2 separate regions of the Mus musculus genome follow, and region 1 is linked to region 2. Evidence: chromatin loops called from intact Hi-C (ENCODE). Cell type or tissue: left cerebral cortex. All regions are shown on one strand. Each heading gives the region's core, and the rest is flanking DNA. Links, peaks and the distances in the headings are about the cores only.

Evidence for each region. Hi-C counts contacts between places; a loop is a spot of excess contacts. Peaks named below come from ENCODE experiments on the same cell type or tissue, not always from the same donor. Only the 100,000 strongest peaks of a DNase experiment are listed, where the experiment ranks them.
Region 1: a loop joins it to region 2, with 9 times the contacts of the local background. A loop is called at or near these places in 5 of 42 quality-filtered maps.

Annotation. Positions count from the first base shown.
Region 1 is chr3:55,238,644-55,254,453 of GRCm38, forward strand. Dclk1 (doublecortin-like kinase 1) reads left to right here and starts at 3,721. Exons shown (of 17, transcript NM_001195538.2): 1 at 3,721-4,108; 2 at 8,488-8,883. The coding sequence starts at 8,508. In left cerebral cortex, for the core only: no CTCF peak of the experiment used is centred there; DNase peaks (open chromatin) are centred at 5,592, 8,137, 8,367 and 10,069; H3K4me3 peaks cover 5,639 bases; H3K27ac peaks cover 3,708 bases.
Region 2 is chr3:55,309,615-55,325,424 of GRCm38, forward strand. All of the region lies in intron 3 of Dclk1 (doublecortin-like kinase 1), which reads left to right. Among named protein-coding and RNA genes, the nearest start is that of Gm25132, 12 kb to the left of the region's middle. In left cerebral cortex, for the core only: a CTCF peak has its summit at 10,867 (motif pointing left); DNase peaks (open chromatin) are centred at 6,431 and 7,790; H3K27ac peaks cover 2,574 bases.

The DNA of each region.
Region 1 (15,810 bases), core at 4,929-12,928, 69 kb before region 2:
TACACATACACATACACATACACATACACATACACATACACATACACATACACATACACATACACATACATACATATACATATACATATACATCATATACATATACATATACATATACATATACATATACATATACATATACATATACATATACATATACATATACATACATACATATGGATATAGATACAGATACAGATATACACACACAGAGTCAGTTTTTGGATCAATTCCTTCTTGTAAAGGGGAATAGTGCCAATTTAAAACATGTTTTGAGCCAGACTTGGTGGCACATTTCCAGGGGGGGCGGTGTCAGGCAGATCTCTCTGAGTTTGAGGTCATCCTAGTCTGTATGTGAGTTTCAGGCCAGACAAGGTTACATAGCGAGACCCTGTAACAGATACACTTGCCACATTTATCTCTCTAAGGCATAGGAACCAGTGATGAAGAGAGGGTAGACAGATGCCGAGAGCCAGAGCTGGTGATACTACAGGGAAACTGTTCTCTGGACACAAAATGATGGCTGCCCACATGAACTCACAGTGATCTGTGGGAGAATGCACACGACCCATGAAAAACTCAGGACAGACAAAAATCCCAATACAGGGAAGTGGGCACAAAACAATCCCACTCTGGCTGGGGATCTGGGGCATCCTCTGCTGGAAAAGAGTCAGTGTTCGTTTGTTTGGTTATTTAAACTGTGTGTGACCCTGGTAGGTAAATGACATTATAGGGCAGACCCTATTCCCAAGAGTAGCTGGGTAACACAAAGTGGACTGGTGTTGTGTGACAAGACACATTTGGGAGACACAACACCCACATCTACTTACCCCAGATTGGGAACCCACAGCAGACCAATGTATGGATACTCCAAAGTCTAACTTGGTGACCGACTGAGTTTTATTGGGTTACTTGCAGGAGTAGAAATGACTCAAAGACAGTTGCATCACCAAGGCTCACCCAGCATAGGTGAGGGCTCAAAAAGTGTAGGAAAACCGAAGTACCTTGCACAGCCTGCAGGCAGCTCAGCTGGGTAGACAATGTTCACTCCAAGTGCCCCTGACCTAACCTCTTTCTGGCAGGGGCTCTGGTCTCAGAGTCCTCTTTGCAGCTTGTCTCGTCTGAGAAGGACTCTCAGCTGTTCTAGATTACCCTGGCAGGGAGAAGTTGGTAAATCTGGTTGGTTTCAGGGCTTTCTGCAGCTATTTTGGGTCACTTTACCTACCAGCTTCAGGAGCTTCCTGGAGGATGGGATGTTTCAATCTTGAAGGAAGATGTTACATAACAGCTTAGTGGTTTTAAAAGAAAACATGAAGCTGAATAGTAGGGAGGTGAGGGCCAATTTAGAAGAAATTAGGGCAGGGGGTAAATATGATCAAAATACATTTTATGAAATTCTCAGAGAATAAAATATGAATTGTATCCTCTAAAGACTTAAGCTGCCTTGGGACAACTTTGGACGTTCGTCTAGTCAGGTTCCTGGTGCGGTTTACCCAGAATGCTTTTCTGCTACGTTACGGCCATAGCTTGGTGGCCATGGTATTGTTGAGGGCATTCATCCACTTACTTGTTACTTGTAGTTTTAGGAGAAGGTAAAATGTCTAGAGATATTCCCATTTAAAAAGTCATCTATGATCTTGTTTCTTTTATTACATTATTTTCATTTTTCAAGTAAACACCCTAGTGTTGGGAATTCTCAAAAAAAAAAAAAAAACAAACAAAAAAACAAAAACCCAACTTGTTCTAAATACTGCCATTTTGTTTTTAGACTCCCATTTAACCACAGGGGCAAACTAAATTCAAGGTTCTAGGCTCTAGGGGAACTGGGGACTTCCCAATAGCTGAACAGCTTCTATTGAAAGGATACACTTGTCTGAATCCAAATATCTCAGGAGACAGTTGTCTGAATTCAGATATTTCAAGGACAACTCCATCTTGCTATCTGGGTTAACCTAAGGTAATATTCCCAGACCCAAGAGCCTACTCCTATACTAATTGGTGAAAAACTGTAATAATAACTTGGCGTAGGTGTTTATGAGATGTGAGCTTAAATATCCTGTGATATTCTGGCTCTTTGCTTCAGTTCAGCTCCTGAGTCTTTTCTGAGGTCCTGATTGACCAGTAGCAACTTGATTACAATACATTTTTGTCTTCTTCATTGACCTGGTGTTTGAGTTATGATGGATTTAAGCAGACCCTGTAACACTAGGACCATGGTAAGATACGGTTAAGTCATATAAAATGCTTAATAAATTACCTCGAGGAGGCTGGAGAGATGGCTCAGTGGGTAGGAGCTCTTGTTACATTTGCAGAGGACCTGGGTTCAGTTCCCAGCACCCACACAGTGGCTTACAAACACCTGCAACTCCAGCTCTAGGGGATACCACATCCTCTCCTGGTCTCCAGGAGCACTGCACACATGTGCTATGCATACATACATGTAGGCAAACATTCATACACATAAAATTGAGATAAATAAGTCATTTATAAAATGAAATGACCTTGACAGCATGTCCACTGGGGGGAGGTTCGAGGTAGGATCTCTATTAGTCACACACTTGGAAGAAATCACTGGGGACTTCTCACTGGCAAGATAAGTGGAGGTCTTGATTTCTGGTCTCAATGAAACAGACTTGTTTGGTGTCCATCTCTTGGCTTAGCTCTGAGCCTTACTTTTGCACTAGAATTTGAAGAAGCAGAGCGTGGGACTTTGCATCTAGTTAATTTGGTGAGTGCATTCTACACTCATCTCTGGCCTCTTGAGTAGCTCAGAAGTAGATATCTCATCATTTATTGAATATGTAATACATATCCCAGTTGGCTGCATTTTCTAACAAAGGGTAATCAGCATGAACAGAATACTTCAGGAGAATTTCAGAATAACTTTTAGTAACAATAAATAGTAAAATACATAACTGGACCCAGTGGGCAGAAAAAATTAATTTTGTGTTTTTTATTGAGCAGCCCAGAGTCAGTAAGACAAACAAATACATATATTGGCATGTGTCTATGTATTGTCTAATGACTTTTAAATATATATATTTAGGCTGCATACTGAGCCATGCAAATGTTTCAGAGATACCTGGGATGGGGTCCCAGTCCCCAGAATTGTATCCAGTGGAAGCTGTGAACATCTGGGTTCTGAGAACATTCTTGTTCGGGGAGGGAAGGCTTGTGTAAGCTTATGGGACTTTCCACCCTGACAGACTGCCAGTCTTGCAGCCAAGAGGCCTCCAAGAGCAGTCTAAGTGTGGCCTTAAGTTATCAAAAGCTTATTGTGAAATAAAGCCCTAAGCAGGAGGCCACCATCTCAACAGTGACTCATGTCTTGGGGTCAATCGCGAATGACGAGTGGAACGTGGCCCTCCCCAAGTAGGGAGACTGAGGATTACTTTACATTGCTTAGTTTGAAGGGTCCAGATCTGGTCTCCCAGGACAGTTCAGAAAAAGCAGTTTTGAGGGGCAATCCTACTGGCTTCCCTATTCCTGGGAAGGGCGTGTCAAACCACAATGCCAAATGAAAAGATGTAGGGGTGTGTGGGTAGGTGGGTGAGTTCCTCTGGTCTCCTTTGATGAAGGCGACCTCAATACTGGACCACTTCTCTGCCCAGCACATGACCTGCTTCAGATTCATCTCTATCGATATTCTTTCTCAGTTCCCTGAGCCACCAACCAATCTGCCCCCATCCTCTGGCAAGTCCTTCTAGCGACTGGGGAGGCTTGGGAGCGGAGGGGTGTCCAGGCAATCCAGATTACCAAGACCATTGCAACCAGAAGCCTGGCTAGAGGAGGGAGGACCCTGGACTCAGCCACGGTGGGCGCGCCCTGCCAAGGAGGGCGGAGGGCGGAGCAGGAGAAGGAGGGAGAAGGGAGGGCATGTGAGCGAGTGAGACACAAGAAAAGCTTGCGCGCCACCGCCCTCCTCGGGAGAGAGGCTGGAGTGAGGCTGAGCGGAGAACCGCATTTCAATGAGGACCAGCTCCAGCGCATCAGTGCACTAGCGGTCGCAGCTTCCAGACGCTCGTGCTCCGCAGCCCCAGCCGCGCCCAGCCCGGCGAGGACAGCTCCAGCAGCCGGCCACAGACAACCCAGCCTCCACCCGCGACCGGTGCGTGCTTTGCCTGGGCTGGGGAAGGTGCGGGCAGGCCCCGTGGTGCCGTCTGACCGCAGCCCTGGAAGCCCTGGCCAGGATGGACCCCACTGGGCAGCAGCCGCCCCGCCCGCCGTTCCTCGAAAGACGGCTGCTCTGGGCTGGCTAGTTTGGTCCGGCCAGGAAGCGTTGTGTGCCCGCGGCCCCAGGGTTGCTGGCTCCTGCCTCTTTTGTCTGGTGCCACCGGCTTTAAATAGGGAGTCTGGCGGGTTGGGCCCTCCAAGGCTTTCCATCCCCTTGTTGTTGGAGATAGAGAGCCGCGGAGGAGCTGGGAGAGGCGCTTGTCATTGTCAGGATTGACTGTGGAGCTAGGACCAAGTGGGCAAGGAAGGAGTGGCTGGGCCTGGCCTCTTATTGTGTGCATGCTTTCCCGAGTGCCCAGGAGGGTGGCATGTGCCTGGTGATGGGGGCTGCAGTGTAGGCGTTGCAAGTACCTTTTTGCATGGTCTCAAGTTCCTCTGGGGACAGCCAGGAAGCCTTGTGTACGAATTAGTACCTGCAGTGCTAAAAGCATGCAGAGAGGAAAAGACATTTTCCTCCTAGGGGGAGCGCACACACAGCGCCGCATTGCCCCACAAAAGAGGCTGCTTTTGAAAATCAGGTTTCTGAGGCATCGCCACTGGATTTGGCAAGGAAATCCTTGTGGGTGAGAGAAGTAACAAGAAGATTTCATTCAAACAGGGCTCCCTCTCTGACTGCACCTGTGAATGTGTGCCCAGGTTACTGTGCACGCGCGCTCAGCTGCCACACTGCAGGGTGTTCCGAAGGGGGCGGGGGGGGGGTGGGGAACGACCGTGTCATGACTGTTCCTAAATATATCGCCTTTCAATGGGAAAGGAAAGTAGGGCAGCGTTTTAGGTATGGAATGTTTCATGAATGCAGGTTAGGAGGGATTTCAAGAGAGGTTATATGTAAGAACATTTAAAAGATGTTCCCACATCCTGTGATGTGCTGGCTTGGGTGGTGCGTGCACTCCGGAGAAACACATGCATGTCTTTTATTCCATACCTCTCTATCCACCTGAATCCTAATCCAACTGCTAAAATATGCTTTGGGATTTCCATGTGTGATGGCGTGGATTTATGCTAGACGTGTGTGTGTGTGTGTGTGTGTGTGTGTGTGTGTGTGTGTGTGTGTGTGTTTCTAAAATTGATGAAATGGGAGCTCATTCACAGAAAGGTGAATATAATATTCCTTAGAATGGTGAGAAACCCCACAACGAGCAACACTGCTTCTCTGGCTTTGTAATATTTGTAGAGTATGATAAAAGTCCATGCTCTTCCCCACCCACAGTTTGTAGTCTCTGTGGCTGAGGGCTCTGAGCACCTTCTTGGTGCCCACATTTGTATCCAGAGACTTCTATCCTCCCATGCTCTGCAAATGCTGGCCAAGTGTGTTCTAGCTAGCTTCCTGTATAGGAAGTGTGAACCTGTGGGAGCCCGGAGAATTTTCTTCTAGAGTTCTTAGTTCACATGTGTGACTAAGACTCTGAAAGCCGAGCCAGCAGAGGCGAGGGGAGGGCACCTGTTTTCATTCCACACATGATTCCCAGAAGACTGAAGTGTGCGCAGCGGGCCTTGGCTTTCAGTTAGTGGAAGCTGTGGGGTTGGCAGTTATTTCACTTCGAGCATAGCTCTGCCATGCTGGTCCCATCACTGCCTGCTCATGGGTGGGGAGCAGGGAATGTAATGCCTGCCCTGGGTGAACCTGTTACTAAAATGAGCAAAACCTTCTGTTTTAAATAGATTTTCTATCATTTAGTGTGGAATCTTGATCCTAAAAGCATTCCCAGTTTGAATTGCTGCCAAAACTTTTTTTTTTTTTTTTTTTGGATTTTGCCAATTGTGAACCACTGAAGACCCTTGGAAGTTGATGTCTGCCATTTCTGGTCACATAACAGTGTCACTCTTTTGCTAGGTTCCTCCTTATTTCCTTTTTGCATAAGTCAACTTTGGAGGAAGCCCCTAGGAATGGAAGGATGGCCAGTGCCTTTAAAAAGAAAACAAATGCAACCAAAAGTCACCTTGGCATTTACCATTAAAGTTCTGGTGAGCTTAGTGTGTGGGCATAGCTTTGCAATCTCCTCCATCCCCTTCCTCGATCAACCCACATGCCTTTTTGAAGACTGACTGCTTAACAAATATATGAACAAAGTAGGAGCAGATACCAATATCAAAGCAGAATTTGGGTTCTGTTATGCAGCTAATACCAATGGGACTGGTCCCAGTGGTGACTATTTTGAAGTTATTTACTTACAAACCCAACAAAACCACTCCATGGCTGGTATAGCTTTTATAAAGATGCAGAATTAGGTGACAATGGCTTGTTTATGAGGCACGAGAGATGGCTTTTCTGCTTGAAGTGAAGATACTCCTAACTCACACTAAGGGTTTTAATTCCTCTCAGTGGAGTTAACAACAGAAGAGAGATGTCCAGGAGAAAGCCTAGGCAGGTGTGGTGGCTTCAAAGTCCATGCTTCCCATGGGAACAGAACCTAGTGTCATGGGGCTGGAGACCAAGAGCACCGACTTTGGAATCCCGATTAAAAGAACTTGAAAATCCAACTCCTCATTTGTAACTGGGACACTCTGGGTCAACCCTGTTTCCCAGACCTAGCTTTGATGAGACTACACGCCTTGTTGGAGCTGTGTGAGTTTTAGAAGAGGGTTCTGTTTATGTCTCTTCTCTCAGAGAACTAACTGGTCATTGAATCGTCAAGTCATCAATATTGCTTTCTTTTACTTGATTCATTTTTTGGAATGATTTCTACAAATTCTCTCACTATGATTTCACTGTGAATTTTCTTATTACAAGTTTTAGATAATTAACGATTAAGTATTAAATTAGAGCTTTTTGAGACAGGGTCTCATGTAGCCCAGGTTAGCCTTGAACTTAGTATTTGTGGCCGAGGATGGCCCATAATGCTCTGTTTATACACATTTTAAATTAAATGGACGTTTCAACTGAGAAGTAAACTTTACTCTCTCTGAGCGGCTCAGGGGCCAGTTTGCTGAAGGTGAAGGAAAAGTCACAAGAAGAAGCAGAAGTTTTGTTGAGTTTGGGTTGAACTTCACATCAGTGACTTGGGAAGTAGCAGGAGCTTTTGTTCTTCCTTCGGAGTTCTACCTCACGTATAGCCTATTTCAGTGTGCCTGAAATCTTGTCATGTAAGACGTATTCTTATGATGTAGGCTTTCCGACTTTCTAGATTGTTGTGTTGAAACACAGATATTCCTTCAAGGATGACAATTCTTTATCACTTCGCTTCTAGCAAGAGTGGATTTATCCAATAAGCAGATGCCTGCCTTTCAAACAGGTAGTAGATGGTTTTGTTTCCCCTGGTAATCTCTGTACCAAGGTCAGGAATAGAAGGCGTGTTTTCCATCAATAAATCACTACTCATCATATGCAAGATTTATAGGTGTTAACAGTGAATATGAATAATGAAGTAGATACTATTCCTACTCCTGTTTGCAACTGAGTCTTACAGGTGCCAACCAGGTAGATTTCTCAGGTTATACAATTGGTATGAGGCCAAGTGTGTTCATCAGCCTGAATGGTGTCTTCCTGCCCTTAACCACATTTCCCCCCTCTTCTATCTCCTTTCCCTTTCTTTTTACATCTTACCTTCTCTCTCTCTCTTCTGACCATCTTTTTGTCATCTTCTCTTTTTATCCCATTTTATTACTAAGCACAAGCAAAGGGTTGAGATGAAATCACATTTTAGCATATGGGATACATGTTTAAGTGCATAGAACCTCTGGATTGGTTTAATTTCCTTTCCGCCTGGTCTTAGAAATGCACACGTATTATAGCTTCTACAATCTGATCCCCCACTTCCCTTCCACCCCCTGCTTAGTACATGAAAGCTCTTCTTTTTTTAAAACCTGCTTCTGGGATTGGCACACTACATGGGCACAGTTCACAGTGAGCATTATAGTCAGGCAAAACTAGAGCGTGGGGGTGGGAGAGAGTGTTTTCTGTTGAAATATCTCTCAACTATATTACTTTGGGAAATTTAAGAGAAAATATTCCAGGCATCGGTTTCTCGACCTATAAATAGGGAGGGTGACACCTTGAGAGGATGTGACTGCAGCCTGAGGGATGATAGGCAGGCAATAGTGGGGGTTGTTGCATATAACCAAACTCTGGTTGAGTAATAGGCTGTTACCAATGAGATGTGTTTTTTCCATTCCTTTCTTCTTCTTCTCCTCCTCCTCATTCTCTCCCACTCCACAACCCAAATACATCACCAGTGTTTAAACTCAGCTGCTCTCAGAGTCTCTCAACCCACGATCTTCACGTAACCGGTCTGTATCTCTTTCTGGTGCTTGCAGGTTCCATAAGCAAGCCAGCCATGTCGTTCGGCAGAGATATGGAGTTGGAGCATTTTGATGAGCGGGACAAGGCGCAGAGGTACAGCAGGGGGTCCCGTGTGAATGGCCTGCCCAGCCCCACACACAGCGCCCACTGCAGCTTCTACCGCACCCGCACCCTGCAGACACTCAGCTCCGAGAAGAAAGCCAAGAAGGTTCGATTCTACAGAAATGGTGACCGCTACTTCAAAGGAATTGTGTATGCCATCTCCCCAGACCGCTTCAGATCTTTCGAGGCCCTGCTGGCTGATTTGACCCGAACTCTCTCGGATAATGTGAATTTGCCCCAGGGGGTGAGAACCATCTACACCATCGATGGACTCAAGAAGATCTCCAGCCTGGACCAGCTGGTGGAAGGTAAGCCTTAGAGAACCTCTGGGGACCCTGCTAGCAACTAAGGGTCACTAAGGGTCACTTGTCTTTTAGCCCATGGCTGGGAGCCTTTACTGTTTAACATGCTTAAATCTCCTGTTCTGTTAAAAAATGAAAAGAAAGTGAATGGTATTTAGCCAGTAGCCCTTAATAATAGCAGGCAGAAAGAAAAGATATCAAATCCCGAGCGGACTGTTTGCTTTCTCGAACCCATGTCCTTTTGTGTCTTCAGTTGTATAGGTCAGCATTCAGGGGTGTTTCTAGGCATCAACTGAGCTTTTGGACCATGATGTTCAAAAGGTCCTGAACCAAGGATGTGAAATTAATTTTAGAGTAGAGAGGGAATTATTCATTCATTTTATTACTAGGTACCTGAGACCAGAAAACTCAAATAATGTGTCTATGGCTATATGTTAGGTAAGTGGTGACCACTAAACCAAAAACAGGGTCATCTGACAAGGCTTCCCACTGGGTGCCTCTTGGGAGGGTTATTGTCTTCCTGGGGCATTCAAGAACAGGAAGAAATTAGTCTGTTCGTATTATTTTAAAATTCAGTTCATGCTAACAGATAATCTGTTGTGGACATTTAACATGAAACCAGCATAGTTTTGTTCCAGGGACAAGGCTTGGTTCCTTGTAAATGATACATTGCCCGCCTCTTGTTCATGTTTGCCTTGGCTCGTCATCCTTTGAACACAGCATGAAGTCTTCCACTGCCACAGGAATCATAACTATGTTAATGACTTTGGGTGCAATGACTGGTACTGAGCACCCCTGAGCTTCTGTTGGAAAAAGTCTTCCTGAACTTGAGCCTTGAAGGCAAGGACAAAGTAGGTGGCACAGCCATCAGAATGCATACAGCCTAATGTCACTCTGAGTTCATCTCTCTTCCTGCAGGATTTGGCTAGGCCCCACTATCCAGCTGTGTCCTGGGCTTGTAGCAGGGAGCATCCTATCCTGCTACCTATTGAATTGGAGTCCAGGTTTGCAGTCGCAGGGCTGCACACAGGCAGAACCCCCCTGTCTTCCTCTATAGCTGGCTGGAGCTTGTGTGTGATTTCCCCCACCCCATGCTGTCCTCTGGTCCCTTGGCAGGAGTGCCAGTCCAGACACAGTAGGACTGGACTGTAGCTGGTGCCAAGCAGCCTGAGCTGTGTGTGTTTGCTTTTCGGGAATTCACATCTCTTTGGTGGCCTGTCGCCCTGCCAAGATGCCTGTAGCCTTGGCTCTTTTCCTTCTATTCAGAGGTCGGTACTTCCAGCAAATTAAAGAGAAAGAGTGACATGAAGCCTCTTTGTGTCAACTTTGATTTTTTTTTTTTTGTGCCACGTCCTTTATACGACCTTGGTAAATACAAGGGGAAGTAAAACATTTGGTGGCATTTTCCAAGGGCTCTGTAGCAAGATCAGATGAGTCAGGTAATCTGACCAGTGAACAAGGCATCCTGTGTGGGATAATGGTGTTGTAGAAAAGACGTGCTCAGATCACAGCATGTCCTCAGATACCTGGAGATTGATGCCTCATTCTATCCTAGAGTCACTTGGGTGGCATCTTGAAGGGAAGGCTACATCTGCTTTTTCCACTCAAAATTGATCTGCTCTCGCCATTCCCATTGATCATTGGCCATGGTGAGAAGCTGATGGTGGTACTGCCTTCCTAGCTATGGCTGCTCAGCACCACCGATCCTCGATCTCATGTTCATTTTACCATAACACGATGCCTTCTCCGAGCTATTGTTGGCTTGGTCGAAGACAGTTATGACGGCTGAGGTTACTGAGAGTGTTCAGCCCTCAGAGACCTCTTGAGTGTGATCCTTCTCAGTGATCCTGGGAGGGCAAAAATCACAAAGCAGGAAGCAGTAGAGGTAGCATTTGAACCCAGTAAGGCAGGGCTAAGATGCTTATGCTGTGAATTTAGCTCCTACAAATGGCACTTTTGTGCTTGTTTCAATCTGTTGTCTCTCTGCTGGGAAAGCAGACATTGTAACACAAAGTTATCTAGAAACCACTATTTCCACACCTGGTAGTGAATCTTAATGAAATATTTTTGCTCTACTATTTCTTAAAAAGCAATGTTTTGGGTTTTTTTGTTTGTTTTTACAATTGTATTTATTATTCACTTAATTCTAAAAGTGGAAACTGCTGATCTCAGAAACACAGTCATCTCTTAAAAATATTTATTTTATAGGTATGAATGTTTTGTTTGCATGTATGTGTGTGTGTACCACGTGTTCAATGCCTGCGGAGGCCAAAAGTGGGTGTTGGATACCCCGAAACTGGAGTGAGAAATGGTGTGAGACACCATGTGGGTGCTGGAAACTGAACTTGGGTCCTCTGGAAGAGCATCTAATTTGAGAGCTAATTTTACAGCTCTTAAAGTCATCTTTTGATTTTCTCTCAATACTGCTACCCCCCCAACATAAAGTGATTGCTGGTGGAATATTCTCATGTTTGAAATTGTTTTAACTTTTTCTTTTTAATACACTTTTTTCCCTAGTTGAATGATATCTTTGGTGCATGTGTGAGTCTACACTTTTTTTTTAAATTTCCAGTTAAAACTTTTTTTTTCTATTTCATAATATGGACAATTAGCATGCAGCTGCACTTAGTGTTTAAATAGCTGGAAATTCATTGATATTGGCTTTCTTGTCTATTACATTTTTGCTTATCCCTTTAAAATGCAAGATGTTGCTTCGTCCTCATTAGACACATATCCTTCACTTTACATACTAATTTATGCTAACATCAGTTCATGATATCAGCTTTCCATTTCCCCTCCCAGTATGACAGTGTTGGAGTTTTAATTTAAACCTCTTTAGTCAATGCAATGACAAGTGTGTTTGGCTTGCAATTATTTTTTTAAAGTTTGTTCTTTCTCACTTGATCTCGGGCTAAAAATTCCAAGTAACTATGACAAATGTGGGCTTTATTTATAAATGCTACGGGCACTTTCTGTTTTATTATTAGACTCTGATCATTATGCATAAGCATGCTTGAGGCACCCTGATAGAGCAGTTCTGAGCTCAAATTATGTAACAAGCGAGTGTGTATTTGTGCAAACAAGTGAATATATGTCTGTATCGGCATGTATACATATGGTCATGCTAACACATGTGTACTTAAGAGTGTATTGAAGGTGAAATTCCCAAGGATTTGCTTTCAATATGGTCTTGGCAGGTTTTCATAAATCATGATGCTTACTAAGGACAGCTGTACTGTAACTGTGTCTCTGCAGTGGCTCACCTGGGGTGTGGTCTCCTTCTCCAGTTTTGAGCCATTTCAGTTCTACTTTAGGGATGCAGCTGTTGTGGAGAAATTACAGTACCACACCCAGATCCTTCAAGCTCTTAGAGATGTAGCAGGATCCTGAGCAATGACTGGCTGAGTCCTCCCCTGCCTTCGTATCTGTGAGGCAGGTCTTCTCGGGGTACAAATGACACAGATACCTAGTCCCAGGATATCAGTGAATGGGGGTGCTTGTCAGGTCAGCTCTGTTAGAAGCAGTGGAATCCGCCTCTTCCTCCCTTCCCACTTGTGTCTTGGCCTCGCATTGGTCTCTTCAGAAGTTGCCTAACTCCAGAGCTATAGAAAGGCTCTGTCCAATGAACTGAATTTCACCCCACAGTTAAGTGATTTCTCGTCTGTCTTGGCTTCCGCTTGCCTGATTCTCAGCATGGATTTCTTTCTAACTTGGTGTCGCTTCTTCTCTTTCTGTAGCTCATTTACTTTCACTGGTGCTCTCTCTGTCTCTGACACGTCAAAAGTTTAAAAATTAATGTCTGTAAAGCTCTAAACCAGGCTTTCCATAAAAGCCCCAGAGGGAAGTTGTTCCTTGGTGTTGCCAAAATATTACAATCTACATGTAATCAACCCGGAATGGTAACTCTGTATGTGTCTGGTTCTGCAGCTTGCTGTCCGTGTAACATTATTACCTTAGAGGCCCTTTCCTATGAGTAAATCCAGGCCAAAGTATGTCCTTTCTGTTTACTCCAGGGCACTCCTCATAGGAATATACCTTAATTCGTTTAACCAGCCTGCTCTTGATGAGGTTGCAGGATGTGTGCCACCCCTTGCTGTTACAAATAGGCTTGCAGTGAGCACACTTGGATTTGTTGTCTATTCGTGGTGGAGGTTATTTTCAGGAGGCTATGCATAGGAAGTGGTTGGGTGAAGGTAGAAGAGTATTGGAGAATTCCAGGTCATCATGATGGTTCCAGTTTATACCCCTGCCATCTTCAAGGAAACAATGCTTTCATACAGGTTTCCATTTGCCAACCCATCAAGAGAACACTTCCATCCTATTGTGGTTTTAGTTTCCATCATTTCATGTGTTTAAGGGTCATTTATATATTTTCCTACGCTTTTTGCTTTGTACCTTATGTCTTTTTCTGCCACATTGGCGGCATCTTTATCGACATAGGATCTAGTTTTTTAAAGTATCATTCCTTTGTTTTAATGAATAAGTTTTTTTTTCTATATTCATCGTAACCTACTAAGTTTGTGGATTGTGTTTTCCATCAAGCAAATTTATACAAAAATTCTGTAATCAAATATGACAGTTTTTCAACTTATGGCTTTATTTTCATGCCTGCTGGGTTCTATGTGCTGTGTGCTCTGTGGTCAGGAAGTCATTTCTCCTTACTTTCTTGCTGTATTTTCATTAAAACGTTTTAATTGAAAGAATACTGACATAATACATGAATTAAGGACTAGATTTTACTTTTAAAGTCAAATCATTTGCGTAAATTACAAATATTTCATGTGGAAATTAACTTGGTCTCACGGAAGTATCACAAGATGGGTGTCTTGTTCTCCCCTTGACCAGCATCTGCAATGGAAGGTCTACAATCTAACACAGCATGCAGAGGACCAGGACACAGTGACACAGCAACTGAGTCCCCTCAGTTTCCCCACAGAGGCTGGGGATTTTCAGCTGCCATGTCAGTTACGTCTATCAAGCACTGGCCGTCCTTGAGAGCTTGAATGCTGTTCTAGTAGCTTGCAGAATGCCCATCTGAAGCTCAGTTCGGTACTGAGTGGTTCGAATGCAGGGGTTCCACAGAAGTAAGCTTACACCCTCCCGAGGATCTTACTTCAGAGAAATGTTCTGACACAAGTCTTTCCCAGCGTTGGCTACTTGAGGTGATTCTTTATTGCAAAGTGACTGTCTTCCTTTTGGCAACGAGTGAGAGTTGTAGAAGGATCTTGAGTTCTTGTAGATGTATTGTCTCTCCTTGGCTGCTGCTATGTGTCTGGGCATTTATCAATAGATCTACAGTAATCATTGCTGTGATACAAGAGTTATGAATTTCTATTTTGCCTGCCACACTTTAGATATGCTGCCATCCCTCCATTTTCCTGTCTCTGGATCATTTTCTGTGATCTTTCTAGCTCCCATTAATTTAGGCCACTATTAAATAGTGACCTGTCTCTTGAAGTCAGCCCTCTCCTTTGCACTCTTAACTGCATGGGTGCCCTCAGCTGAAATGAACACTCAGTGTTTCAGACTCACAAAGGCAAGTGGGGAATCCTCTCCGTCACTGTCTAGAATTTGTTTCTCTTCTCCTGTTGACAGATTTTACTGAATGGTGTCACCACCTGCTAGCTTACTAATATTTATGAATTCCCAAAAGTCCTATGTTGGAACTTAACCACTGACTTAAGGGATGGTGTTAAAAGACAGAAACCTTGGTGACTGGCTCCTGAGGATGGATTCACACATAGGAGCACATGCTAGGTGAAAGAGGCCTAAGAGAAGTGTCTTGCCCAGCCTGTCCCATGAAGACACAGGAGGATGGTACCATCTGCAAGGAAGGGGTCTCCCGAGTCCACAGAGTTTCAATCTGGGACTGTCCACTTTCTAAACCCCCAAAAGAAATGGTCCGTATTTGTAAACCACCTGGTCCATCACAGCTTGAATGGAATAAGATGCATCTAATTTAATATCGCCTGTGTCTTCTCCCCCTCTTATCTTTTGAAGCCAAAATGACACCAAACCTTGTTAGTTCTGTTTGGGGCATTTCTTCAATGTTTTCTCACCTTTCTTTTGCTACATGAAAAGTTCCAAGACTCCAATACTGTGGAGTAATAATTTCACCCTTATTTAGGACTGAAAGAGAAATACATCTATAGTACACATTATAGAAAAATTTGAACAATGGGGAATAAAAGCAAAACTTCCTTATCTCTCTAAACTTATCTGCAATCCCTATTTGTTTCTGTCCTGGATTGCTTTTCTGTTATAAACACTATGATAAAAAGCAAACTGGGGAGGAAAGGATTTATATCCGCTCACATCTTGTAGTCCATCATGGAGGGACATCAGGGCAGGAACTCAAGGAAGGAACCTGGAGGCAGGAACTGAGAGCAGAAGCCACAGAGGAGTGCTGCTTACTAGCTTGGTCCTATGGCTTGTTCAGTTTGCTTTGTAATATAACCCGGAGCACCTTCCCAGAGGTGATACCACCCACAGTGCGCTGAGCCCTCTCATATCAATATCAATCAGAAAATCCCTCTACAAACTTGCTCATAGGCCAATCTGATGGAGGCATTTTCTCATTCCCAAACAACTCTTGTTTGCGTTAGGGTGGAAAACAAACATCTAACAAAGATAGTTTCTTTTTGATCTCAGACACAAGCAGGTTTCTATCTCAGAGGCACATGTAGATACATGGAATCATGGATAAGAGCACATGCTCTGGAGTCAGACCAATCACTGTTTGGATCTTGGTTTTATCCTTACTAGTCATGTGATCTTGAGCAAGCTACCTAGGTCATTACATCTCAGTGTGCCCTTCAGAGAGAAGAGTGCTAGGATTGGACTCACAGGTTGTGGTGAGGATTGCAGGTAGATAGCATGCATCAGATGGCTTGTCTGCCGTATGGCTGACTTACTGTTTTAAATTGGCTTTTC
Region 2 (15,810 bases), core at 3,168-11,167:
TGGAAGATGTGAAGCCTTAAAAAAATAAGATGGGCAAAGGCTTGGAAGATAATATTTTATTGGATCCATGTAAATGTCTGCATGTTCACAGTGCAAGTGGTATGAGTGGTGTTTCCAGACAGACATCTACTCTTTGGGGTCATTAGCCTTTGGGGACAGATTGACCAGTTCATAGAACATGTTGTGTTTCTTTTTTATTTTTATTATCTTTCTTTTTTTCTTTCCTTATTTCTATTTCTCTTTCTTTTCTTTATTTCTTTTTTTAATTCTCTCATATATTATACCCCAACTGAGGTTTCCCCTCCCTCCTCTGAGGCCAGTCCTCCCCACACCTTCCCTCTCTCCCACTTCCACTCCTCCATTTCCCTTCAGGAAAGTCTGGGAACCATGCAAGTGTTTCTTAAGCTGCTACCCTTACTTGGAACAATGAGAGAGATTGGCATCTGAAAAAATGCACAGGCTGTCCAGTGGCCGGGTGGCTCAGCAGCAGCAGTCCAAACAGCAAAGCCCTCCTCTCTCAAAGAGTTGCGTTTCATTTTCTCAGGCTGGCTGTTGTCTTGGCAAAATCGTATGGGCGTGGCTAAGATGGAAAGTGATGAAAGCAATGAGATTGAATTCAAAGCGAGGACTGAAGAAACACGAGGAGATAGGTTTCAAGCTACACAGAAAATTATACATGAATCCGCTCCCAGACGCCTGCCCCCTCCACATACTCTTAAGCAAGCCCACAGAGCTCCACAGAGCCAGCTCTGTGTTCTGAGGAAGGGACAGAGAAATCAAGTCCCGAGGACTCTGAAGTGTGCTCATATATTTTGAGACCTGGGCTCATAAAGTTTTGAGAGCACAGTTGGCTTCTTGAATGCTCTGAGGGAGTTTGAGCATCTCAGACAAAGACTTGCTTTCCCTAGAGCACACTACTCATTATGGGAAAGCTGATGGCAAAGCCCTCATTTCCCAACTTAGGGATGTTTTACTGCTGTGTGCTTACAGATCACTAAATAGAAGACACAACCTTGGTTTACACAAGTGGATTTCCCTGGAAATTGTAACTGAGCTAAGAGACAGTTGCTAGCTGGCTCATACAGGCTCAGAATTTTACCACTGTAAAGAAAACACAAGAGTGAGAATATACCATCTTTATCAATCAATCTGATTTCAAAATTAAAACACCAAAACATAAATCTATTTACTATCAGCATGCCAAATACAATATGAATAGACTGACCCTGTGTATCAAAAGGATACCGTGTTGAAGAAAACATTAAGTTATCAGTTATTGATTTCTTAATTAATATAAAAATAAAACTGCATTAGTGTTAATTTATAGTTGCCCCTTGCTTGGGTTAAAGTTTAAATCAATATTAAGAACTTATTAGAAATGCTTTCAGTCTGATTATTGTCCCCAGTTTTACCCCACATACAGTTCTAAGCATCAATTGGTTTCAAGTAGGCTTCCACAGATCACTTTTAGCATGATAAAAATTATATAATGTTGTAATAATCACCATGTTATTTTGATGTGTATAGGCTATGATATATTTGAGCCACTATTGATAGTTTAGTCAAGTTGACTAATTCCCATAGAAAACTTTTTAGGATTATTTTATTTTAGGTGAATGAATGGTTTGTTTGTACACATGTCCATCTCTACACCATCTGGGAACCATGGTCTTAGAGGACAGAAAAGGGTGTCAGATCCCCTGGAACTAGAGTTACAGATAGTTGTGAGCCATAGGTGGGTAGGTGCTCAGAATCAAACTCAGGTTCTCTGCAAGAGCAGTAGGTACTCTTAACTTCAAGCTGTCTCTCCAGTCCATTTCCCCATTTTTAACGGCAAGACCTATTATCTAGGCCATTTTTAGGTATCTAATACACAATTACTTACAATCACTATGTTGTACTTGGTGTGACTTCTCTAACTGAAGTTTTACACCTGTTAGCATGTCTACCCAATCTTTTCCTTACCCCAGTCCCTGAGAACAGCCATTCTATCTTCTGTGCTACTTTTAGTTTATTTAAAAGGGGAACTCACTGTGTAGACCTTTCTGGCCTTGAACTCAGAGATTCACCAGCCTCTGACCCCTGGGTACAGAACTAAAGACATACTTGAAATAGTTTGTGATTGTCCTGGGACACTTATCTTCAATCAGTACATAAAAGTGACCCTTGTCCTAGATGCTGCTGTATCTTTGTAGGTCAAAGATCTAAGCCACAGAAGCAAAGCCTAGCTTCACACTCTGTTCTCAGCACTAACCTGTCCAGACCTCAGTTAGAATTGATCCAACAATAATAGAAAATGGAGTACCCAAGGCAGTATTTCCCTTGATTTTATGTTAGAATGTGGGAAAGGTAAGAGGAGAAATAATTCAAATCCTTAGAGACAGAGTCACCACTGCTAGGCTAATATATATTCTCCTATTCTTTCTGATGCCTGTTCACTAAAAAATAGTGTATTGTCTCAGAAACTACAATGTGAAATATTACAACATTACATTTATGTAGGATTTGATTACATGAATGGTAATGGGTAGGCATGGCTCACAGATGCATATATGTGAATGCACACTGTGAACAAACTCTTTGATTATAGAAATTAATTAAGCTTGGAGCTGAAAGTACTTCAGAATCTGGGGCAAAATGTAATTGCATTTTAAATATTCTGGCACCTGCGATGAAATGAGATAGAGTAATATGCTGGCTTCTGTTTCATCTTAAGGTACAATCTCACTGTATAAGTGATCTCACTGAATAACAAATTATGACACAAATATTTTGAACCGGTGAAGGGATTTAAAGTGAATAAAGTCAGTAAAATGAAGACAAAGGGAGCTGTATATAATTGTGACCTACAGATGATAAATTATCTGCCGTTGGGATACAGATGGGATATCTGTATGCTACTGCACGTGTCTAAGGGACCTGAATAGTTAGTAAATGCAGGCAGCAGGTTCCTCAATGCTGGGGTGAAGTTTTACAGATAAACATGACAGAGGTAAACATAATCCAACTGGTTTAAATTCAAGTGAGAGGCACTGGGTATGAACTCATATATAATTATGAGCAGGCACAGATGGCACGTACAGAAATATTTATAGATGTGAGCAAATGCAAGGGTTAGAATACACACATATATTTTCTCTATCAGTTGAAAAGGCATAGATGCAGTGACATGTTACCAGCAGCAAATGTGTCTGATAACTAGAACCCATTTTAAAAATATCATTCATGAATGAAAGTGGAGCAGGGATGGAGGTGTCATTAGAAGAGTGATTGGTCCTGGTCATGAAACAAGAAATGTACCAGATGACCCTAAACAATATTGTCATGCTGTAAAGTAAGCAGCTAGAAGGAAATAAACCAGTAAACCCACAACATGAGATATTTCAAAGGACACAGGTGTCACCTGAAGAAGCTCTCCTTGGCCATGTTGGAAGAAATTGAGAAACACGCTAAGTCCAGTGATCTTGGACTGTGATCCAAAGGATGGAATAAGTATCCCTGAGTCTATGACTAGCAAACAGACGGGGAAGAGACAAAGCGATGGCCCTTCACTCAGAAGACTCCTAGGCGCTTCCTGTGGATCTTCTGTTTTTGATCTTCTCCCCACCATTTAAGCATGTGCTGCACACCGTGAGTTTTTCTGAGAGAATATCATGGGTCAAGAAGAGAAATCTCCTGTGCCCTCAAGAAGGCTGAGGAGCACTACCTTCCCACATGTCAAGGCTGGCTTGAGCAGAGTTAAGTTACTGTGTTGGTGAGCTCTCCCCACAATGCGCACTTCCTGGGCTAAGAACTGTAAACATGCTTCTACACCCCTACGGTCCTCCTCCCCCCACTTAAAACACTGTGCATTATGAAGAAGACATTAGGCATACACGCCAGTGGAAGGCCACTCCACAAATATCTGAACTGAGCTCCGACAACTGCCAGTTGTCACCAAAAAAACCAAAGAAGCAATGTCTGAGATATAGAGCCAAAATGAACTCAAAGAGACGTGTTAGTTAAATGGAATCGTCCAGCAGATATGATCTGATTATGCTAAAGAGTACTTAGAATCCAGAGAAAGGCTAAGAAAATGTGAATGAAGGATGGATTATAATTAATCATGATGCATCAAGATTTGTTCATTTTTTTCTAGTACTTCTACAAATTCAGGCCTTAAGTTTAAGTCACTAATCAATTTTGAGTTGCTACATACCCAAAGCACTGTAACAAAGTTAAGAGATAATCTAAAAAGGGGGAAATACTTGCAAATAATACATGTAATTAGAGGTTAATAAATAAAATGAATAAGAAACTCTACAATGAAAATAAACTGATTTTATAAATGGACATAGTGACTGAACAGACTTTTCTCTCAAGAAAATGCACAAGTAGCCAAGAGGTACAAGGAAATCTGCTCAGTGCTACAACTTATCAAGGAAATCCAAATTCAAGCCTCAGCAACATACACCTTGCCCCTGTGAGGATGGCAGTTATCAAACAAGGATGTGTACCAGGGAGACTGTAGAGGGAGAGAAACTTGTCCACTGTGGAGAAGGAATTTAACTTAAAATGGCTGTTATGAAATAGAATAGAGACTCCAACTATATCAAACAATTCCCCTAGGGCACACACACACACACACACACACACACACACACACACACACACACATATACACATATGCATAGTAAATAAAATCAGAATGTCATGTCAAAGAGATAGCTATACGTATGTTCATTCTGACAGTGACAATTTCCAAGGTTCAGAATCAACCTGCTGCCAACAGATGAATAGATTTAAAAATGAGATTTATATTAACAATTGAAAATTATTCCATCTTTAGCAATAAACAAATCCTGCTCTTGGTGACAATGTAGATTACCAAGAGAGTATTAAGTAAAGTGATGTAAGTCAGATACTAGGAGACAATAACTGTGTGATTTGACATATACATGAATTCTAAAAAGCTGAACTCATTAAATAGTACAGTGATGGGTTTGGAGAAATTTGGGTGGGTGGTGAGGAGCTGTTGGTCCAAGTGAGTATGCCAGTTAGTTTTGTCAACTTAACACACTGCAATGATCTAAGAGAAGCTCTACTGAGGAATCACCTCCATTAGTATTGTCTTTGGACATGTCTATGGGGATGTTTTTTCATTGCTGATTGATGCAGAAGGGCTCAGTCCACCATGGGCAGTACCATCCCTTAGTTAGTGGACATGGACTATATAAAAAAAAAGCATGTTTCCTTGAAAATTGCCACAGGTAGGGATGATAGGTAGCTGTAGTGATGAATATGCTAATTATTTTGATTGGCTATCAATTCATAATGCATACAATGGTTGTAAGTATCAAGACAGCACAGTGCCTACCATAATTATATACATTTATCACTTGCCAATTCTATTTTAATAAAGATGAGGGAAAAGATTGCAAAGGAACATTGGTTCATTCAAATACAAACACAGTATCTAATGACAATATAAAACATGATCAGGGGTCACAATCAATTGGGGGGACAAAAGAAATCTGTCCCAACTGTCCTATAATTTTTTTCTATAAATCTTCAAATCTTCTATAGTGATGCTTTTGAAAAAGGAGTTCATTTAAAAATATTAAACAATAATATCCACATTATAATTGCTACTTATAAAGATGTTAAAATGTAAAAAAAAAAATTACAGAGGAAATTCCACTTACAAATTCACATTCTCAAAAGTGTGTAACTTTCCTGAGAAACTTTTAGGACATTCGATGTAATTCTAAATATTGTTGTTTAACTGAACCTTGCTTCAAGAGGAGTCTGAGTTTTATAAAATTCACTTCTTTTGCCTTAATCTAATGGACATATTATATGTAAAGAAAGGTTATTTATGTTATATTAATGTCTTATACAAAGTAGATTCATCTTAATTTTAAGCATATGCTAAATAACATGCATTATATACATACTGAGTTCAGAACCATAATGTCACTAGACCTACCCCTTTATGCAGCAACAAATTTGTGTCTATCTTATTTCCTAACTTCACGCTTAAAATAGGTCTTTGCTTAGTTAATGCATAGATTTCTTGTTGTCCTGTAGCTTAGTCCTATAATATGGAAGGGCAGTGTATTTGTGTGTGTGATGTGTGTGTATATGCACACATGCTAGCCCTCACTACTCACTGCCATAAACACAATATTTTACCAAGAAAATCGACAGCATTTCAAACTGAAAAGGACTTTTTAAAACACTCGTGCTTGCCTCCTTGGTTTGGGTTCAGAGGAAAGAGATGCTGAAGAGAAAAAAAAAAAAATCAGGACGTTCGCACATTTTGAGGAGTGTGAATTTTATTCGCCAATTTGCTTTTTATACCATGGGCCAGCTGCTGCCTATGGAAGACTGGGACATCACAGCCACAGTCACACTGCAGCTCACTGTATCTCTCGTGGCAGAAGAAATCCTAAAAAATTATGTCCTTTGATTTTTCACAGATTTGGTTAGGGAGGCCTGACAAGGGGGCGCAGCTTCACGCTTCAGAAATGCACTGTGGCCAAGGGTTATTTCTGGAGCATCCTTTTAAAGTTTCATAAGCGTCTGAAAACCTGAGTTTCTGAATCCATTCTGTAGTTGCTCCTTACCCAAAATGAGATATTTATACCGCCTCTAAAAGTCACTTTTAAAGTAAAGTGAATAAATAAGACACATTTTCGATGGGAATGACAGCTGTATGTGCGGATGGCTCTTTGTAAGTTGGTGCCTTTCGCGATGACTGCTTGGTCATGTGAGATGGTCTCACTGGTCACACATTCTAGTGATGAGAATCATAAATCAGTAGACACTCTGCACATGATGATCACTTCTCAAAAAGAGTGACGGAGACCATGGGCTCTGGAATGAGAGGTCTCAAGTCTTCCATCATTAAGGTCTTCAATCTTCTTCTCCCTGTCTACGTGAGCTTGGGCACTCATCTTTGTTATGCCTTCCATTTCTGTAGGTGGAAAGAATAGCACCCAATGAATAGGCACTGAGTTTACTATTAAACATGTAACTTTGGGGTTGCAGAGATGGTGGGTGCTTACTGTTCTTGCAGAGAGCTATTGTTTTGTTCTCAGCACCCATGATGAACAGCTCAAAACTATAGCTCCAGCCCTAGGGGATCCATAGCTCTTGTCTGGTCTTCATGAGAAGTGCATACATATGGCATATACATGCTTGACCACCCAGACACACCCTAAAGTATGACTATTTTAATTAAAACTTTATTATAAATGAATTCAAATTAGAAAATATTCACACACCAAAATGAACCTGACCCAAAGTCTACACATCTCAATGAACCCCTATATAATTAGAATAGCCATTCTAACACATCTCAGTGAACTGTCCAGTTAGAGTAGCCATTCCAAAAGCTGCAGCATTTCACAGTAGGTTTTAACAATTCTCTAGGGAAGACACAAAAGGTAGAGATGCATAGCAGCTGACATCAGTAGGCAAGAGTGGGCTTTGTGCTGTCCTTGACATTTGGCCAGTATTTTCATGGTCCCAGAGGATGGTTTCTGCAATGGAGGAATTTGTGGTGGTCTGTTGGCTAGCCAGCAGTGTGTTGCCTAGATAACTGTTCCTTCCTGCTTCCCTAAGTGGTCCTCTCTTGTCTCCACCATCTTTCATTTTTCTCCTTTCTCTCAAATGGTAAGAAATGGCTCATGTTGGAAGTTGCTTCTTACTTCATGGCATATACATACATGGATGTCTGTGAACCTGTTGTTTGCCTGGTATCAAGCACAGTAGGAGGATTTATAGCTTGGCAGTTATCTAACAAAAGCGCTGGTTTCCTTCCATGGTTCGCTCGTTTGCCAGCGTGCTTGCCTGGGTGGAATTTGCATGATCTTCTTTATGTTGTTTCTTTGTTCACTCATACTTGTGATTGATGTCACAGCTTAAACTGTTTCAAACATCGAGAATAGAATGGACTCCTGCACTAACTGTAAAATTTAAAAGTATACATAAGGTCTAAACATCTCTGTGTGGGATGAACACTTCTAAGACTATAAATATAGCTGGGAAATGAAAACTCACATCTGTTATATTTTAATAAAAGATATATGACAACTACATATGGAGACTGATCCATAGTTATACCAAACTCAAAAATCTCATTTTATTTGATAATGTATTTAAAAATTCTGCATTCAGTTTAGGGTAGAAATTATTACAAAAAGTCCTTCTTACTTTTTATAAATTCTTTTTGGTTATAATAATAAAATTATGCCCCTTTTTAGACAGGTGATTCATTTATCTAATGATTAAATTATCTCAATTTTTTCCTTTGTATTGGTGACTTCAATGATAAAATTCCAAGTTAGCTTTGAACTAACCCACTTGTTTGTTCACTGATGATGGGCCCTACCCCATGACTTCACTTTCTTTTGACTTCCTATCCTTGATGTGTTGTCTCACAACCATTTACAGGACAGCCAATGGCTCATTTATTCATTAAGCTCATATTATTTTGGGAAACAGGCAACATGCTTTGTATTTGATGAAGACGTGTGGTTTTGAATGGTACTAATGTTTATTGAGTGCCAACTCTGGAACTGACTGGCTGGCACTTTGTCCTTCTGAAATCTCACAGCAATCTCTTTCAGTAGATTTGATGACTCCCTGTTCAGTACAGTTAGATCACTTGGCCAGGGTTACACTGATGAAGCACAAATGCCTTAAATTGCTTGATTCTAATGACTAATCTCTTTATGCCAGACCCTGAAGCCTCTTACAGTATGTGATTTTAATCTTCTCATTACTTTGTGAAAATGCAGAGTAGGATGTACTATTCTTTGACAGCCTAACTTTAAAACAAAACAACTTAGGGGCAAGTGGGTGACACAGAATTAGGTAGCTAGGAAGCTCCTATGACTTATACCCCCAGAGTGCAATATCAACATTAAAATAAGGTCATTATATGGGTCTTTAGTGTTGAATTTCAGGAGGACATTATTTCAAGATAAGAGCATCTTCAGGATTGAATACAAGCCTCATATAAATGTCTTTACAGGGATGTAGCACAAGAAGAAGTTGCTGTCAAGCCACCAACCAAAAAGCATACATGGGCTGGTCCAAGGCCCATGCACAAATGTAGCAGAGGCCTGCCCTGTCTGGCCTCAGTGGGAGAGGATGTACCTAATCCTATAGAGCCTGAATGCACAAGGATGGTGGAATATGAGAGGAGCACCCTCTCAGAGGGGAAGGGGAGGAGGATGGGAGTGGAATTCTGTGAAGAGGAACAGGGAGGGAGGGCAACACTTGGGATGTAAATAAATAAAGTTAGGAAGGAGGAGGAGGAGGAGAAGGAGGAGGAAGAGGAGTTGTTGTTGATATCTCTTCTTCTTTAAGTGTTTAGGTAATCAATCCTGTTTTTTCTGGAGAGGTCATTTCTCACCATGGCCACTGTTGCTTCTGTTGTGTGGGAAAAGCACCCGCTGCCTAGTGTCTGTCAAAGGAAAGGCCTGACGAGAAAGCTTCTTAGTAAAGTCAAAAATAACACTGAACCCAAGGAACTTTAGCCATCCACAGCCTGTAGTTTGTATTTGCAATAAAATGAAGTTAGAAAGTAGAGAAAACGTAAGACAATTGCGATAGGAAAGGAGCCTTTGTAGAGAGGTGGCAGGTTAGGGTGCCATAGCAGTTTAGGTCACCATAGCAGGTTAGGGTGCCATAGCAGATTAGGGTGTCATAGCAGGTTAGGGTGTCATAGCAGGTTAGGTTGCCATAGCAGGTTAGAGTGGCATAGTCATGCCCCACTGAGAAGCCCCTAGACCACTTCCCTTATGAGGTATCTCAAAGGGCTTTGGCTGAAGGGTGCTCTCCTCTTGGGGGACAGAAAGAGGACAAGCTCAGATCCATTCCCTTATTTCCAAAACTACCCTATGAAAGGAAGTGTTTCATTTTGAAATCAAAGGCCCAGCCCTGAGTCCCATAGTATGAATCTCCAACCCCCTTCTTCACTGCTGCTGCTGAGAACAGACCTGTAGCTACACCACACCAACTTTCCAGTGAGCTGGCCACCTCTGTGAAGAATTTGAGCCAGGCAGTGCAGTGTGTGTGTGTGTGTGTTTAGTGTGTGTGTGTGTGGGGGGGGGAATGGGGAGTGTGGACAACTGTTCCCACACACTTTCTGCTTCTGCTAAAACATCAGGCTGCACATGTAGCTGGGTCTTCCCTTCCGACACCGTTAGTCTAGCAAGCGGGCCCTGGAGCCAGTGTTCTGGGATGTTCTGCCAGGTTTACAGAGCAAAGTAAGGGATTACAGCCTCAGATTCCACAATGAAAGATGACGAAGGGGTCCAAAAGATCATGCTAGATAATTTTTATATTAACAAGTTAACAGCAGCCCAACACTAAATCATCTAGTCATGTCACCAGGAATAAGGTTCATTGTGACTCTGCTCATCTTTATGACTTAGCAAGTGATCATTTTAACTGTCTAGTAACAATAGGACATCGTTGCATCCTCCAGTGTACTACCAGAAAATAACCTGGGGCTGACAGGCAGTAACATCCCCAAAAGACCCCATACTTCTTTCCCTTTCCTTTCTACTCCCCCTTTCACACTTTATTCTTGGTGCTGGGAATCAAACTAGAGCTTCACACAAGTGCCAGGCAAGCACTTTAGCACCAATTACATTCCCAGACTTTGAGAAAACAAATGGACTCCCACTGGGGCTGGAGCAGTGTCTCAGCGGTCAAGAGGACCAGTTGAGCTTGAAGAAGATCTGGGTTTGGTTCCTAGTACCCACAGGGCTGCTCAAATGGCTGCCTGATTTTCCAATTTTAAGAGCACCAGCTGCTCTTCTGGAGGTCCTGAGTTCAATTCCCAGCAAACATATGGTGGCACATAACCATCTGTAATGGGATCTGATGCCCTCTTCTGGTGTGTCTGACAACTACAGAGTACTTGTATAAATAAATAAATCTTAAAAAAAAAAAAAAAAGGAAAGAAGAGAGAGAGAGAGAGAGAGAGAGAGAGAGAGAGAGAGAGAGAGCCCTCTTCTGGCCTCCTATGATTCTCTACCCACATGGAACACATATATTCCTGTAGGTACATCCATACGCACACAAAAGAGAACAGAAGAGCTCTGGCCACCTATTAACCCAAAATGTTTGCAAATGACCTTCTCTGGATATTGTATGAGTCACACAGTCTCTAGGTCTGCACCAGATGCTGAGTCACAAGAGATACAGTTGTTGAAACTCTGTTTCATTCAGTGTTCTCCAGCTTCCGAGTGGGAAGTTGGTTTTGGAGGTAGGATATGTCTTACAACTCACTGCGGAGGGTTTCTGTTCTCTGTGTTTGTAGATCTGGGCCAGTGCTCTGGCTCCCTGCTGTGCCACTGTGTCTGTGTTGCCTTGAACAAGCTATCCAGTCTTTATGAAATGCACCAATAAATCTAGATTAATCTTTTTTTTTTTTTTTGCCTACTGTGGTTGTTGGGAGGTTACATAAGACAATGATTGGTTCGAGCGCTAGACAACTCTTGAGCTGTTTCTATCCGACAGAAAATGGAATCGTTATCACAAAAGATATCTGTGCCTAAAATTTTACAGAGAGACCCAAATGCTATGAAATGTTTAAAAGGAACATTTTATTTGATGATTATTGTTTTCCCTTGTTTTGCCCCGTGCTGTGGAGATAACTTTTAATCCAAATACTAACTCCCAACAGCTGTCTCTCAATTCCCAGGCTTTTTCATTTCTGTGATGTCTTAAAGGGAGGTGTTTGTTGTTATTGTTGGTGTTTCTTGTGTTCACTAGGATTCTGTGTATATTTCTAATAAAATGTAATCTTCAGTGGCTTTAGTTAGTAGAGTCTATTATTTACTGTTAAAAGTGAGTTGGGTTTACCCAGGCCATTGGTAACACAGACCTTGAGGTAACGGAGTAATGGCTGGTACAAGCACTCGTGTTTCCAATATTGCCTAAGGAGCTACAAGGACCCTGGGAAACGTGAGGGAGAGAATAAGACAGAGATGTGTAGGTAATGGTCACTCAGATGCATGTTAGAATAGAAATTACACTGTGACCAGGAAGGTCTGGGAATAGGAATCAGAGCCAAGAGCTGAAGAAAGAGAAGAGGCTAAAGGTCACCTAGAAAGTGTCAGCTAGCGTCCCCTGCAGATTCCAGTGTGTAAGCGAGGGTTTGAAGGAGGGAGAACAAGGGCCATGGAGGATCAGGAAGCTCAAGGGAAGAGAACCAGGAAGAAGACCTCCAGCTGGGGAGGTCAGTAACTGGGAACCTGAAAGGTGCCGTGAGGACTGAGGGAAAGCCATTGCATGTTTAAGCCCATAAGTGTTGTGTTTGGCATAGAGTGTGAAAAAAAATGGCTCTGGGGCTTCATCAGAGCTGTTTGTAGATAATCATAGCAGAATGTGTCATCACATTAATCAAAGATCAAATCATAACTTCACAATGTGTTTGGCTTCCAGAAAAGCAAATCTTACCTGTATGTGTTACATCTTCTACCAACAACCATCAGTCTTCTTTTTTTTTTTTTTAATAATCTGTGAGTCTACAAGAGATGCAAATTATATATCATAATGACATGAGCAAAACTGAAAGACTAAAAATCCAGTTTTGTTTAAACATCAGATTAATTAAGAAGTGAATAGGGGTTTGGAGGGATGGGTGGCTTATTGAGTAAAAGCACTTGCCGCTCTCGCAAAGGGCCAAGTTTCAGTTCTAGTACCCATGTGCCACAAATGAGGACCACCTGTAACTCCAGCTCCAGGGGATCTGAAACTCTCTTTTGAACTCCACAGATACGTCACTCACATCTGTGCTCGCGCGCGCGCGCGCACACACACACACACACACACGCACACTAATCTATTAATAGATCTCCTAAAAAGAATAGGAATAAGTTGATTACCCTAACCAATGTTCTGAACTAGAAAGTAATTTTATTACATATATATAATAAAATCGGTCGTATTTACCTTAACTCACCTTGCACCTCAGAACAGCAGTCATGATCTTAGAGGGCTGATGCTGTCCAACACAGGCACACATTGAGGCTGTCAGACTTACTCACCAAAAGTCAGTAATTATTCTGAAATTGTGGGCCAGTAAGGCATGGCCAACTTCATTGTGGTTCATGTTGTATAGAGAATAATCCTGCCACGAGAATCTCACTATGTGAGAATAGCTCAAAGCCCTCGATATTGGCCTTGTTATTTGAGTTGGATTTTCAAAGTGAAATTAGAAAACAAATTTTAAGCTATCAGTATCTTTTCATTAATTTTCGTCGGTAGAGCTAGATCCCTAAGATAGGATGTCTTCATGTCAATATAGCTTCTTTTGGGCTGACAGAGGAAGCTAATATTTCACTCTAACACTATATTAATACACTATAATACAGTATATCATTTCTAATCATCAACTGCTTTATCTCCCTTCCTGAGAAGCCGTTGGCAAAAGATATTCCTGCTCAAATTGAATTTGAGGCAATTACATTTCCAGCGAAGCCAGTTCATTGAAAGGAGAAGACACCCCAGGCAGTGCAGAAATGCTGGCTGGAAACATTTAACCTCATTATGAAATGGGAATACTGAAGCCCTTGAAGATTTAATACAACGGACAAAAGCTTAGACTCTTGAAGAACTATTTAATTAATCCATCCTAAGAGGTATTGAAACAATGATTTCCATGGTACTGAGATGATGGCTTGCTTTCGGCTGAAGGTTGATGTCTTAAATTTAGTGTGGGCCATCCAATTAAGACTTGACTAGATTTTTGCCATCACTGCTTACATATAATTGTATATAGATAGAAAAATCTTATTTGTCCCGAATCTGGGGCAATTATATCTGAATCAGCTTGTGTCTTGGGTTTTCTGCTGCTGTGAGGAAGGTCTATGACCAAAAGCAGCTTGGGAAGAAAAGGGTTTATTTGGCTTACCATTTACTGTCCATCACTGAGGGAAACCAAGACTGGAATTTGGTGGCAGAAACTGAAGCAGAGACCGTGGAGGAGTTCTGCTTACTGGCTTGGTCTTCCTGGCTTACTCAGTTTATTTTCTTAAACACACCAGGACCACCTGTCCAGGGTTGGTACCGCACATGGAAAGCTGGGCCCTTCCACGTCAATCACTTCTTTCATCAGTCACTAATTAAGAAAATATCCCACAAGCTCGCCTACAGGCCAGTCTTACGGAAGCATTTTCTCACTGAAGTTACCTGCTCTCAGATGCCTCTAATTTGTGTCAAGTTGGTAAAACAAAACTAGACAAGTTATAAGTTGGTTTTCTGTTATCTGTGACAAAAATCTTTTCAAAGATCTTAATATATTGGGAGCCCATATTTGTGACATGGTCATTCACTCTTCATGGTTATAGGCATATTTGAGTGACATAAAAGCCTGTAGGTTATCTGTGAGACTTCATTATAATCATGCATATAAGGCCAGTAGATGTGTCAGGGGCACAAGTGTCCTTAATGTACATAAATAGCTAAATTCCCAAAGGGAATTGGTGGGAGTTCAGGAAAAAAAGAGAAAAAGACACTACAGACTGATTCATTACCACTTTCTTTGCTCTCCTCCCACCCAAGTGGAAGCTAATGTTCTCCTATTTTGATTTTTAAATGGTTGCAGTTCCAACTCTTTACAGTCACCCCCCACACACACACCTCCCCCTGCCACCCCCCACCTCAGTGTTACTGCTGAGCTGGAAACAGATTAGGCAATGCTGGTTTTCAAAATATAAAACAAAATACTTCAACTTCGTTTTTTTTTTTTTTTTTTTTTTTTTTTTCTCAAAATACTAAGATCCTTACAAGTGAGTTGAGCTGTCTCCCCCTCTGTCTGCCCCAACTCCCTTTGCTGGCCTTAGAAAAAAAAAAAAAAATTCCCTTTAACCAAGTGTATCAACATTTGAAGTAAATGGAATTAAATAATATGGTTGTTGGTTGTTCTCTTTATCTTTGAATCTAAAATGTGTCTCTTACATATAGCATATAATCGAATAATATTTTAACCTTTCTATCAATATCTGCCTTTTAAGTGTTTAATACATTTACTGATGTAGTTTCACATCAAGTAAAATTTATACCTGCCACTTTGCTACTTATTTTCTATATTTAAAATGTCTGTGTTTCTATTAATGTATGACAAAGTTTCTTTTTTTTATTAGATATTTTCTTTATTTACATTTCAAATGTTATCCCCTTTCCTGGTTTCCCCTCTGAAAATCCTCTATCCCCTTTCCCCTGCTCACCAACCCACCCACTCCCACTTCCTGGCCCTGGCATTCCCCTATACTGGGACATAGAACCTTCACAGAACCAAGGGCCTCTCCTGCCATTGATGACCGACCGACTAGGCCATCCTCTGCTACATATGCAACTAGAGCCATGAGTCCCACAATGTGTTTTGTTGGTGGTTTAGTCCCAGGGAACTCTGGGGCTACTAATTAGTTCATGTTGTTGTTCTTCCTAGGGGTCTGCAAACTCCTTCAGCTCCTTGAGTACTCCTTCATTGGGGACCCCGTGTTCCAACCAATGGATGGCTGTGAGCATCCACTTCAGTATTTGTTAGGCACTGGCAGAGCTTCTCAGGAGACAGCTATATCAGGCTCCTGTCAGCAAGCTCTTGTTGGCATCCACAATAGTGTCTGGGTTTGGTGGTTGTATATGGGTTGGATCCCCAGGTGGGGCAGTCTATGGATAGTCACTCCTTCAGTCTCTGCTCCACACTTTGTCTCTGTAACTCCTTCTATGGGTATTTTGTTCCCCCTTCTAAGTTTCTATTGAATCAATAGTTTTAAATTTATTATTTATTTACTTACTTAC